2 separate regions of the Homo sapiens genome follow, and region 1 is linked to region 2. A link is a contact called in ENCODE Hi-C or POLR2A ChIA-PET data. All regions are on one chromosome and are shown on one strand. Each heading gives the region's core, a stretch centred on a gene start or an enhancer-like site at or near the end of the contact. The rest is flanking DNA. Distances are from core to core; before and after follow the strand shown. Region 1 overlaps AKAP13 (A-kinase anchoring protein 13). Region 2 overlaps AKAP13 (A-kinase anchoring protein 13).

Region 1 (5,337 bases), core at 701-3,200, 110 kb after region 2:
CATTGTCACTCATAGTGACTTGACAAAAAATTCTATGAAGTAAAAACTCCACATTTAGGACCGGGCGCAATGGCTCACGCCTGTAATCCCAGTACTTTGGGAGGCTGAGGCGGGCTGATCATGAGGTCAGGAGATCGAGACCATCCTGGCTAACACGGTGAAACCCCATCTCTACTAAAAATAGTGGTGGCGGGCACCTGTAGTCCCAGCTACTCGGGAGGCTGAGGCAGGAGAATGGCGTGAACCCGGGAGGCGGAGCTTGCAGTGAGCCGAGATTGTGCCACTGCACTCCAGCCTGGGCGACAGAGCGAGACTCCATCTCAAAAAAACAAAAAACAAAACAAAAAAAACTCCACATTTAGAAGATCTGCCTTTCTCTTTACTTAGGAAAAGAGAAATCAATAGTTTTATGTTATTTTATTTTTTTTTTAATAATATCAGAATTTAGGTAATTTCCACTGCGACTTTCGAGGTTTTAATTGTAAGGAATTCTGTTCCCCGCAAGGGGAATACCATTCTGAAGATATGTGTCGCTAAAAACATACTGAGATAAACAGATTAGATAGTATCTCTAAGTTCCAGCTTTAAAATGGGATCATTGATAATCATTGAAACTAGGTCATGGATATACAGAGATTTGTTAAACATTTATATATGTTTGAAAATTTTAACGTAAAAAGTTTTTTAAAAATGGAAGTGTCTTTGTTAAGAAATACTTCCTTGCAACCTCCTAGGTGCATGACAGCTTGTGCCTGGATGTTACCATCTCTGCAGACTCAGAGTTACTTCTGGTCACTTAATTGAATGGTTTTCTTAGCTAAGGAGAATTAGAATTTTCTATATTTCGCCGTCTTATTTTCCCAGAACCATTTACAAAATTGCTCATATAAATGGCCTGTGCTAGATTTGGAAGATTTTTTTTTTCAAGAATATTAGACATATAATTTTTAAAAGTTGAAGGAGGCCAGGCGTGGTGGATCTTAGCATTTTGGGAGGCTAAGGCAGGAGGATCACTTGAGTCAAGGAGTTTGAGATCAGCCTGGGCCAATATAATGGGACCTTGTCTCTACAAAAAATACCAAAATTAGCCAGACATGGTGGTGCACACCTGTGGTCCCAGCTATTCAGGAGGCTGAGGTGGGAAGATCACTTAAGTGTAGGAGGTTAACGCTGCAGTGAGCCGTGATGGCACCACTGCACTCCAGCCTGGGCGACAGAGCAAGACCCTGTCTCAAAAATAAATAAATAAATAACACCTACATTTTATACTAGACTGCTTAGGGAAAACCAGAAATGGTAGCTTCACTTTCACCTCCTCATGCATGCTTGAGAATGTCTGCATGGCCTGAGAAGAGATGGGGAGGATTTTTCTCTTAGTGTTTTTGCTGTACCAAAGTAGCCTGTGACCAGGAGAGGCTTTGCAATAAATGTTTGCTCTAGCATTAATAAAACCAAGGGCTGACTTACAAAAAGGAGAGAGACTAATATTGACAGGATACTTACTGTACAGTAGGTACTGAACTAAATTTTTAAAATATTTGATCTCAATTTGTCTGCCCAGCAACCCTGACAAGTGGGTGGTTTTATGCTCTTGAGGAAATAGAGGCACTGATAGGTAAAGAAATGTATCCAGAATTACTTAGTGGGTGAGCAGCCAACTTGAGGTTTGCATCTAGGCCTGACTCTAAAATCTGTTCATTTTTTATTTTACTCTCAACCTCCCCAAACCTGCTCTAATAGCCAGTGATTAAATAAAAGCGTGGCACTGGCAGATAGGCCATCAGCTGCTTCCTTAAAAGTCTTCCTCAGTGGTCACCCCCAGAGTGTGCTATGCAAAATATCAGAATGTCTTGCAGTTTGTTCCCAGGTTCTAACCCTCTTCTCCATCTCTAAAAAATAATCTGTAGGCGAGACATTGCAACATCTTTTTCTGTGAACCATGAGTGGTACATGAGGTCACTTCCTGCAGCCATTTGTGTCTCTGGCCTCACAGAGGTCTTTAACAGCCCGTAACGTTTGTCGTGACCTTTTCACCTTAACCCTGTCTTTCCATTCAGTATGCCTCCTGGTAAATGACTCTTTAGTGAGTGTTATGAGCTTCACGTTTATTCTCATGAATATGTGTGGGTTCCTAAGGTCTTTAATCAATAGCATAAAATTTAGATTTTATTTTTAAAGTGAAAAGAAATCCTAGGATTCTTTTTGGCACTAGCTAAGAGAGAAAGTACGATTATAAAATATACATGATCTAGGCCACTCTACTATCCAAAAGGATAATTAAAGTCTACAGGAAATATTAATAGTTGCTGCCTGTCTTCCCAAAGAGAGGTAAATCAAGGTCCTTCCATGTTATTTTTCTTCCCCAGGTTAGCAGATGTATCTACAATTGATTTAAAAAAATCAGAATGACTTATATAAGATACAAAACCTAAAGGGAACATCCTTCTTTCATGTGTTGTAGTTTTTCTCAGGTCCTTGATCCCCAAGCCAAAAAATTACTTAAAAAAAAACAATAAACCTTTTTGAGATAAAAATAAATGTAAGCCAGGCATGCTGGTTCACACTTGTAATCCCAACACTTCGGGAGGCTGAAGTGGGAGGACTGCTTGAGTCCAGGAGATTGACACCAGCCTGGGCAACATAGTGAGAACCTGTCTCCAGTAAAAAATTTAAAAATTAGCCAGGCATGGTGGCACACGTCTGTAGTCCCAGCTACTTGGGAGGCAGAGGCGAGAGGATCACTTGAGCCTTGAAGTTCAAGGCTGCAATGAGCTGTGATTGTGCAACTGCACTCCAGCCTGGGCAACAGAGGGAGATGCTGTCTTAAAAATAAATAAAAGTAAATGTATTTACAGAATCCTAATTAAGAAAATGACAATTGCGGCTGGGCGTGGTGGCTCATGCCTTTGAGAGGCCGAGGCAGGCGGATCACTGGAGGTCAGGAGTTCGAGACCAGCCTGGCCAACATGGTGAAACCCCATCTCTATTAAAAATACAAAAATTAGCTGGGCGTGGTGGCAGGCGCCTGTAATCCCAGCTACTCAGGAGGCTGAGGCAGGAGAATCATTCGAACCTGGGAGGTGGAGGTTGCAGTGAGCTGAGATTGTGCCACCATACTCCAGCCTGGGCAACAGAGTGAGACTCCATCTCAAAAAAAAAAAAAAAAAAAAAAAAAAAAAAAAAAACAACAAAAACTGCAATTGCCTGTGCACAAGTGCTGAAATTATTAAAAACTTAAAACTGTGAACCAGTGGTAATGCTTGTAATCAGGTACTTTTCTTAAAATATTGAACATAAATGGATTAAATGGTTGGCATGTGTTAGGTGTTTAAAATGTGAGCCATTATTTTCCAAGGCACATAGTAGAGTGCCTTGTGTATCATTACAAATAATAATAATAAATGTTTGGGAATAAATGGAGATTAAAGGACTAGTATTTTGGCAATATTAAGCATGATTTCTTCAAGTATAGTAATAAGATATAAAGTATGCAGCAGTTTTGTAATTTTATGTTTATAATGTTTATACCTCTGTATATACTTACGTATCCATACCTGTATAATGTAACTCTGGCTAAGAAAGCCAATCAGGCATTTTTCCCAACATTTTATTAAGAATATATTGAGGCATATAGAAAATTTGGAGAATTGTACAGTGAACACCCGTATACCCACTACTTAGATCCTACAATTAACTTTTAATTGTATTTGCTCTATTATGTAACTATATATCTGTCCATCCTTCTGTCCACCCAGTTTGCCTGAATTCTTTGAGGCAAGTTACAAATATCGATATACTTCACCTCTGAACACTTAGAATTCAGTATTTGTTTATAGGTTGGTTGGGTTTTTCGGTGAAGTTTACATACAGTGAAATGTACAATCTTGAGGGTACCAGTCAGTGACTTTTTAAAAAAAAATTTAATGACTGCTTCACGAATGTGTGCATCATCCTTGCACAGAGGCCATGCTAATCGTCTGTGCATTGTTCCGATTTTAGTGTATGTGCTACTGAAGTGAGCACCCATCAGTGACTTTTGATAGAAGCCTTCATTCACGTTTGTACGCAGCCTGCAGCAGGGTACAGACTATAAGCATCACTTTGGAGTTGCCTCATGTCTCTTCTCAGTCGGTCTCCATTCACACCCTCTCAAGGCAACAGCTGTCTTAACTGTTTTCCCACCGCAGATTAGTTTTCTGTTTCAGAACTTCGTATAAATGGAATCTAAATAATATCATTTCTCTTGAGAAATACCTAGGATTCGAATTCTTAGATTATATGGTAGGTATAGGTTTAGTTTGCTAAGAAACGGATCTTTTCCCAAGCGGTTGTACCATTTTACATTTTCACCAGTGATGTTTTGTTTTCCTTTTTCAAGTAATAACCACCAATTCATAGTAAGAGCTGCATACTGCAGTAAAAATAATGAGTATAAGAATATTATTCTGTGTGAACTTTATTCTTACCAGATATGCAAGACTGTAGAAATCATGTAGTTTCAGTGAGATCAGAGTTAAAAGCACATATTAGGAAGAAAGGCTTTGTGTTGAGAATATATTCTAGACAGATCTCTTTGTTTTTAAAATGTGTATAAACAGGCCACCAAAGATTTTCCCACCTTATTTTAATGACTCTCAAAAGGGTAGATGGTTGTTTTATAAACTTCAGATTCGTTAAGTGCCAGAGAGATAGCAGGCCTTTTTTTCAAGGCAAAATCCTTCCAAGATTGGATGCCAGAGTGAAGAAGCACCTATATAACTGTCTGTGAGTTGTTTCCAAACTGAGAAGAGCTAACTTGTAAGAAGGCTATATGGTAAATTAATAAATGGAAACTTTAACTCAAAATTTTTGTTTGCCTTGAAGTCTTTTTTGTGTGTTTTAGAACAGGCTTGTTATACATTTTGCTTTATTGGTGTTCATTCTGTTTGTCCCTTGGTATTATTTTGAGAATTAGACATTTAGGCAGCTAAGCGTGAGTATATTAGCTTCCTAGGGCTGCTGTAACAAATTACTGGAAGCTGGGCGGCTGAAAACAACAGGAACTTACTTGGTCCCAGTTCTGGAGGCTGGAGATCCTAATCACCGTGTCAGTGGGGCTGCTTTCCTTCTGTAGGCTCTGAGAGAAAATGGCCTCTCTTCTAGTCTCTGGTGCTTGTTCAGTCCTTGGTGTTCCTTGGGTTGTAGACACTGCACTCCAATCTCTCCTCTGCCTTCACGTGGTATTCTCTCCTGTGTGTCTTTTTGTGTCTCTTCTCCTCTTGCAGGGACACCATTTGTGTTGGGATCTGGGGACATTTTGGATCCACCCTACTCCAGTATAACCTCATCTTAACTAAT
Region 2 (5,149 bases), core at 1,134-3,633:
TAAAATGTTGGAAGAAAACATAAAAAGGTGCTTTTTAAACCACATTAGTTTAGCTTGCTTGTATGATTGCTTGTTTTTGTATTTGTGGTTTTATTTCCTAGCAAAAAGAAACAGGGTGGAGTAATGGAAAAGGTTTTTTGTTTGTTTGTTTGTTTAATGCAAGACAGAAGAACTTTTGATTTTAAATCCTGATCTGACTGTGGGCAAGCTATTAATTCTATGAATCTGCCTTCATTTGCACAATGAAGATAACCAGACCTCATAGGGTTACTGAGAAGATAGAATGGAAAAAGTTGACATAAACTGCCTAGCCCAGTGCATGGTGCATAGCACTACATTGTTTTCTCCTAATCTGTTATCCTCAGAAAGGGTCTACACAAAAGCAGATGTGGTACCAGTTGCTAAGACTTTCAGAAATTGAGAGAGGATGTAGTGCAGAAGTCAGGGCATCAGCTTCTGAGCAGGCGTGTGGCTGTAGTATTGGGATTTCTACTGAAATGCTGAGCTGACTCAGAACAAATAACAAATCAGAAGAGTGGTTGTGGGAGGGTGGTAAAGAGACAGCTGCTTCAAGGTTGGAAATAACTAGCCTCTAAAGAATCAGGTATTTCCTAGTTAGTGCCTCATTAGCTCTTTGTTCTTGATAAGGATGTCAGAACAACTGTAAGGCAAAAGTTAGATGGTGCTATTTGATCTTTTGTGAGGATTCTATTTGTCCTTTTGTCTGGCCTTGCCATCTGCGCAGAGGTGTTGATTATTAAAATTTGTACCTGCACATGTAGTTGTTGCTTCTGGGGCATAATCTTTCCAGCCATGTGCCTCTGGTTAAACACCCTTTAAATCCTGAATTGGTCTATGCATATACAGTTCTGTAGGGAAAATATACAATATGAAAAATTGTGCTTCCAAGGAAATTTACCTTGGAAATAGGGATACCAGACTAATACACAGATGACATTTGGAAACAGTGTAATTCAGTGTAAAATCACAGCTTCAAAAATCTGTTCATTCCTTTGTGATATTCACGTATAGAAGCATTTGAGGACTTCACAGTAAGGAGAAAACCACTGGGGTCCAAAAAGTCCGAGTGCTTAGTGAAGAAGTTTAGACCCGTGGGAGGCCATGAAGAAAGAGATGATAGCTAAGCTGAGGCAGGCACAACTTCAGGGTGCCATTCCCAGCTCCCTGGAGTTAAGTGTAGTACAGCCTTGTGGGGCTATATGTGGCATCCCTGCAAAGACCTCAGCTCCTGTCATCCTAGGTTGGGCACTGAGGACTGCTGAAGGAAGAGAGTATTGCTAGTGAACCTTGAATGTAATTTGATGTCCAAGAGGACAGTGAAGAGAGCCGGGAAACAGAGAGGAACTGGGATTTAATGAATGTCTACTACAGCCAGTCATAATACTAGCATTTCATCTACCTCTTCTCATTTGTTACACCTCTGTGAGTGAGGTGTTGGTATCTCACTTTAGGGATGAAGAAAGTGAAGTTCAGAGATGTTACATGAATCACGCTTGGTCACACAGATGGTAAATGCCAGATTCGAACCCTGATTTGTCTAACTACAAGCCCTTCCTCATTCTGTCACTTTCAGAGTGACTCACTTTACTAAGAGGGAGCCTTTATTTCAAGTTAAATAAACGTTTTCCTTTCTGCAGTTATTAGTGGATTGTCTTAGAGTTAGTCTTCCTTATTGTGCCAGGAGATGCATTTCTTCCTCTCATTAAACAAATAAATAAAGCTGGCAGTGCCAGAAATTTGATTTGCCCTTATTGTGTAGGAATAAAAAGACCCATGTGTACTGAACAAGCAGAACCTGTTTTTAGTGTTTAACTAGCCAACTCCTGTCTGGGTGTTCTTTTAAAAAGTAATTATACCATTTATGATACACCCATTTAAGTCCCAACAGCTATTCCCTCTTGGACCTCATGTTGTGGGGCTGCATTTGCTTCTGTTATTATTATTTGAGTAAAAGAACGTGTGTATGGGTCGCCTTTATATGCCTGCCTGTGAAATTGGTTGAACAAACACTGTGTATTAAGTCAGAATATAGAAATGTCCTGATTCTCTTTTGCAGGACTGTGTTCGATTGAAGATTTTGCTTCCTATACTTTCTATGCTTTTGTAGCTTTGTTTTGCCTTTACTTGAGGGCTGATTCTACCTGGCCACAATAAAGCTGTTCACACTGTATGTTGTAGCTTAACTTTACAATCTTAGGCACTTGGAGGCAGTGGTGTTTACATAACTTGTCTTTATGTTTGTTTGTTTTTTGTTTTTATATTTTCCTCACTTACGTTCATTTTCTCCCCCATTTACAGATGCTGGCCCGCGAGAGACATTGATGCATTTTGCTGTGCGGCTGGGACTGCTGAGGTTGACGTGGTTCCTGTTGCAGAAGCCAGGTGGCCGCGGAGCTCTCAGTATCCACAACCAGGAAGGGGCGACGCCTGTGAGCTTGGCCTTGGAGCGAGGCTATCACAAGCTGCACCAGCTTCTAACCGAGTAAGTGCTCCTTCTGCCTTATTTCCCTCCTCTCATCCCCAGCCCCACCCCCGATTCATAGGAGTACCACCCACTTGGCATCTCATTGTGTGTTTGCCGCAAATTAAAACCTCAGCTCTGTATCTTGCCTTCTGCTGGAGGTTTGTAAGCTTGCTCCTGCTAACCACTTCATTGTCTGAGAGAGAAACGTAAGTCGTGTTAACCATTTTCTCTCTCGTCTGCCTGCCTGCCTTCTTCAATTCTTATCTCTTATATTTTACTATTTTACTCAAAAGTCAGAATGAGCCTTGTCTGTGGAGGTAGCATAACATTACCAATGTATACAGTTTATCCTGGTTTAGTACAAGAGGAAACAGATTTCCTATATCATATATTTTTTTCTGGTATGTCTTTAAGACTTGAAAGAGTTAATTAGAAACCAGTACTTCCATATTATAATTGCATACAGAAAATATTGTAAACAATTAAGTTTTGGATTGAATGTAATTTCTGTGAATAAAATTTGAGAGCAGTGGTTTCTTCATATGAACAGCAATAAAAAGCAACTGAATTGTCCTGGAAATGTGCAGTAGGAAATCCTGTCTGTTTTTGGGCTCAATTATTATATGTCCTGACTCTTTAAAGAGTTCTCTAGAGGAAGGTTGTTAGTCAAAACATTTGAAGAGCGCTCTTTTATTCTTGTATAAATAAAGAAATAAACACACTAGAGCAGCCAAAAGTTTTTATTGGAATGTTTATATAAAGAAGTTTCAAGAATAGTTTCTGTTGTTTAATACATTTTTATTAGTTTTGTGGTTATCATCATTATCTTTTCCACCACATTATCTGAACAAGTATAAACCCATTGGATCTATGTTCTTTAGCAATTGAGGGACCTGTGCAAATTGAGTCAGTATTAGCAAATTCTCAGATATTTTGCTCATGCCAGATTTAATTTAGTTGTGCTTTATGTTTTACCATTTTTAACTGTGTATATAGTCTGGAAGGACCAAAAAGAGACCTCAGAATGTAGTGCTACTTACGGTTATGTAAACAGCTTTTTCTTGATTCACTTGCCAGGCTTATACCTTTCCCCATCACGCTAGACAGACAGTTCTTTGCAGAAAGCTTTCTGATGGGTGCTACAGATACAGTGGTGGTAGGAGGGGCACTTATCTCAAATGAGCTTTGGATACCTGAGCTCTCCTAAGACAGTATTCCAGGGAGTGATACATTCTACTCCTTCACACTTCCCATCTGGCCAATGATTGGATTCATTCTACGGTTAGCCTCATGGCCTCAGGAAGAGAGGCCTTGTTTCAGAAGTTGAAACAGTTAACTCTGCATAACTATTGTGAAGTTCAAATGCATTTCCTCTAAATTTGATTTTTGCTGGGAAGCAGAGTTGGTTAAGGACTGCCATCCAAATGGGGAAATAAAGTGATTACAACAGCTTCATTATATCCTTGGAGGGGATGTCACAAGACTGTTATTGCAGCACAGCTTTAAGGAAACTAGAGTGTGTTTGTTCTTTGACTTTTTTTTGCTTACTTTAAAAGTACTACTTCTGTTACATGTGGGAAAGCCACTTACCTCCTTTTGAAGGGAGATTGGTAAGGGAAAACCAACCTGAGAAATCACCAATAGAGGACCCTGATAGGAGAGGATGAGCACCTTGCTGCAGATCTAGCTCTTAACTTGAATTCTGGGATGTTACTGTTGTGAAGCTTAGAAAAAGTTCTGAGTCATAATTAGCGATTAAAAAATGGAAAGGGGGCGATTGTCCCAAATCACTCAGTGTGAGAGTGATTCTAGTAGAATTTGGTAGAATTTCAGTTGTTAAAGAATCAAGAATGATCATTTTGTTATTGGTTTTCTTTTCTCCTTTCCTTCCCCTTTCTTTTCCTATATACATAACGTAAAAATGGTTAAAATAGTAAATTTTAGGGACAGCATTCAGTAGCATTCAGTACCATCACAACACTCACAGAGTTACGTAACCATCACCACTATTATTTCCAGAACTTTGTCATCACCCAAACTGAACTTCCTTTTCTCCAGCCCCTGATAACCTCTGTTCTCCTTTCTGTCTCTAAGAATTTGCCCATTCTAGGTACCTCATATAAGTGAAATCATGCAACATTTGTCTTTCTGTGTCTGTCTTTTACATAGCTAATGTCCTCAAGGTTCACCCATGTTGTAACGTGTCAGAAAAACAATACGTACTTCAAAATTGCTAAAAAAGAATGTATTTCTCACCACAAAAAAATAAGTAGCTGAGATGATGGATATGTTACTTAGGTTGATTTTATCTTTCTATGGTATATACATAGATTAAAACATCACACTGTACCCCATAAATAAATTTATATAATTGTTGTTACCAAACACACACACACACACACACACACACACACACACACACAGCCAAAAGTGTAAACAACCTAGATGTCCATCACAGATAAATGGACAATGTGGTATATTCATATAACGGAATACTACAGCCTTAAAAAGAAAAGATCATCTTTAACAGATGAAACTGAGATCCAGAGAGACAAAGTGGTTGGATGAAGATAACAAGGTGGTATGACCAGAAATAGAAGCCAAAAGCTGTCCAGAGCTCTTTCCTTCCACTCCTGGGATTCTTAAAAAGTGGCCCAAGAATAG

What was found. A loop is a pair of places that touch in the nucleus more often than their neighbours do. ChIA-PET counts read pairs that join two places held with the same protein, here RNA polymerase II (POLR2A). Pooled maps may share reads with other maps.
Region 1: a loop to region 2 is called in a map of natural killer cell, with 7 times the contacts of the local background. The contact joins two enhancer-like sites. A Hi-C loop is called at or near these places in 1 of 168 maps with a recorded cell type or tissue (natural killer cell) and 5 of 50 pooled maps. POLR2A ChIA-PET finds 5 or more read pairs at or near these places in 9 of 52 experiments (CD8-positive, alpha-beta memory T cell, MCF 10A, T-cell and 5 more).

The regions. Positions count from the first base shown.
Region 1 is chr15:85,647,606-85,652,942 of GRCh38, forward strand. The region is part of intron 10 of AKAP13 (A-kinase anchoring protein 13); the gene reads left to right. It also overlaps the pseudogene RNU6-1280P. Among named protein-coding and RNA genes, the nearest start is that of LINC02883, 110 kb to the right of the region's middle. RefSeq lists a silencer at 4,893-5,187. Within about 2 kb of position 1,951, at least 9 of the 41 ENCODE cell types and tissues checked have a DNase peak (open chromatin) inside an H3K27ac peak, as active enhancers do; they include natural killer cell, where a contact is called at or near this core.
Region 2 is chr15:85,541,453-85,546,601 of GRCh38, forward strand. AKAP13 (A-kinase anchoring protein 13) reads left to right here. Exons shown (of 37, transcript NM_007200.5): 5 at 2,320-2,503. Among named protein-coding and RNA genes, the nearest start is that of AKAP13, 160 kb to the left of the region's middle. Within about 2 kb of position 2,384, at least 23 of the 41 ENCODE cell types and tissues checked have a DNase peak (open chromatin) inside an H3K27ac peak, as active enhancers do; they include natural killer cell, where a contact is called at or near this core.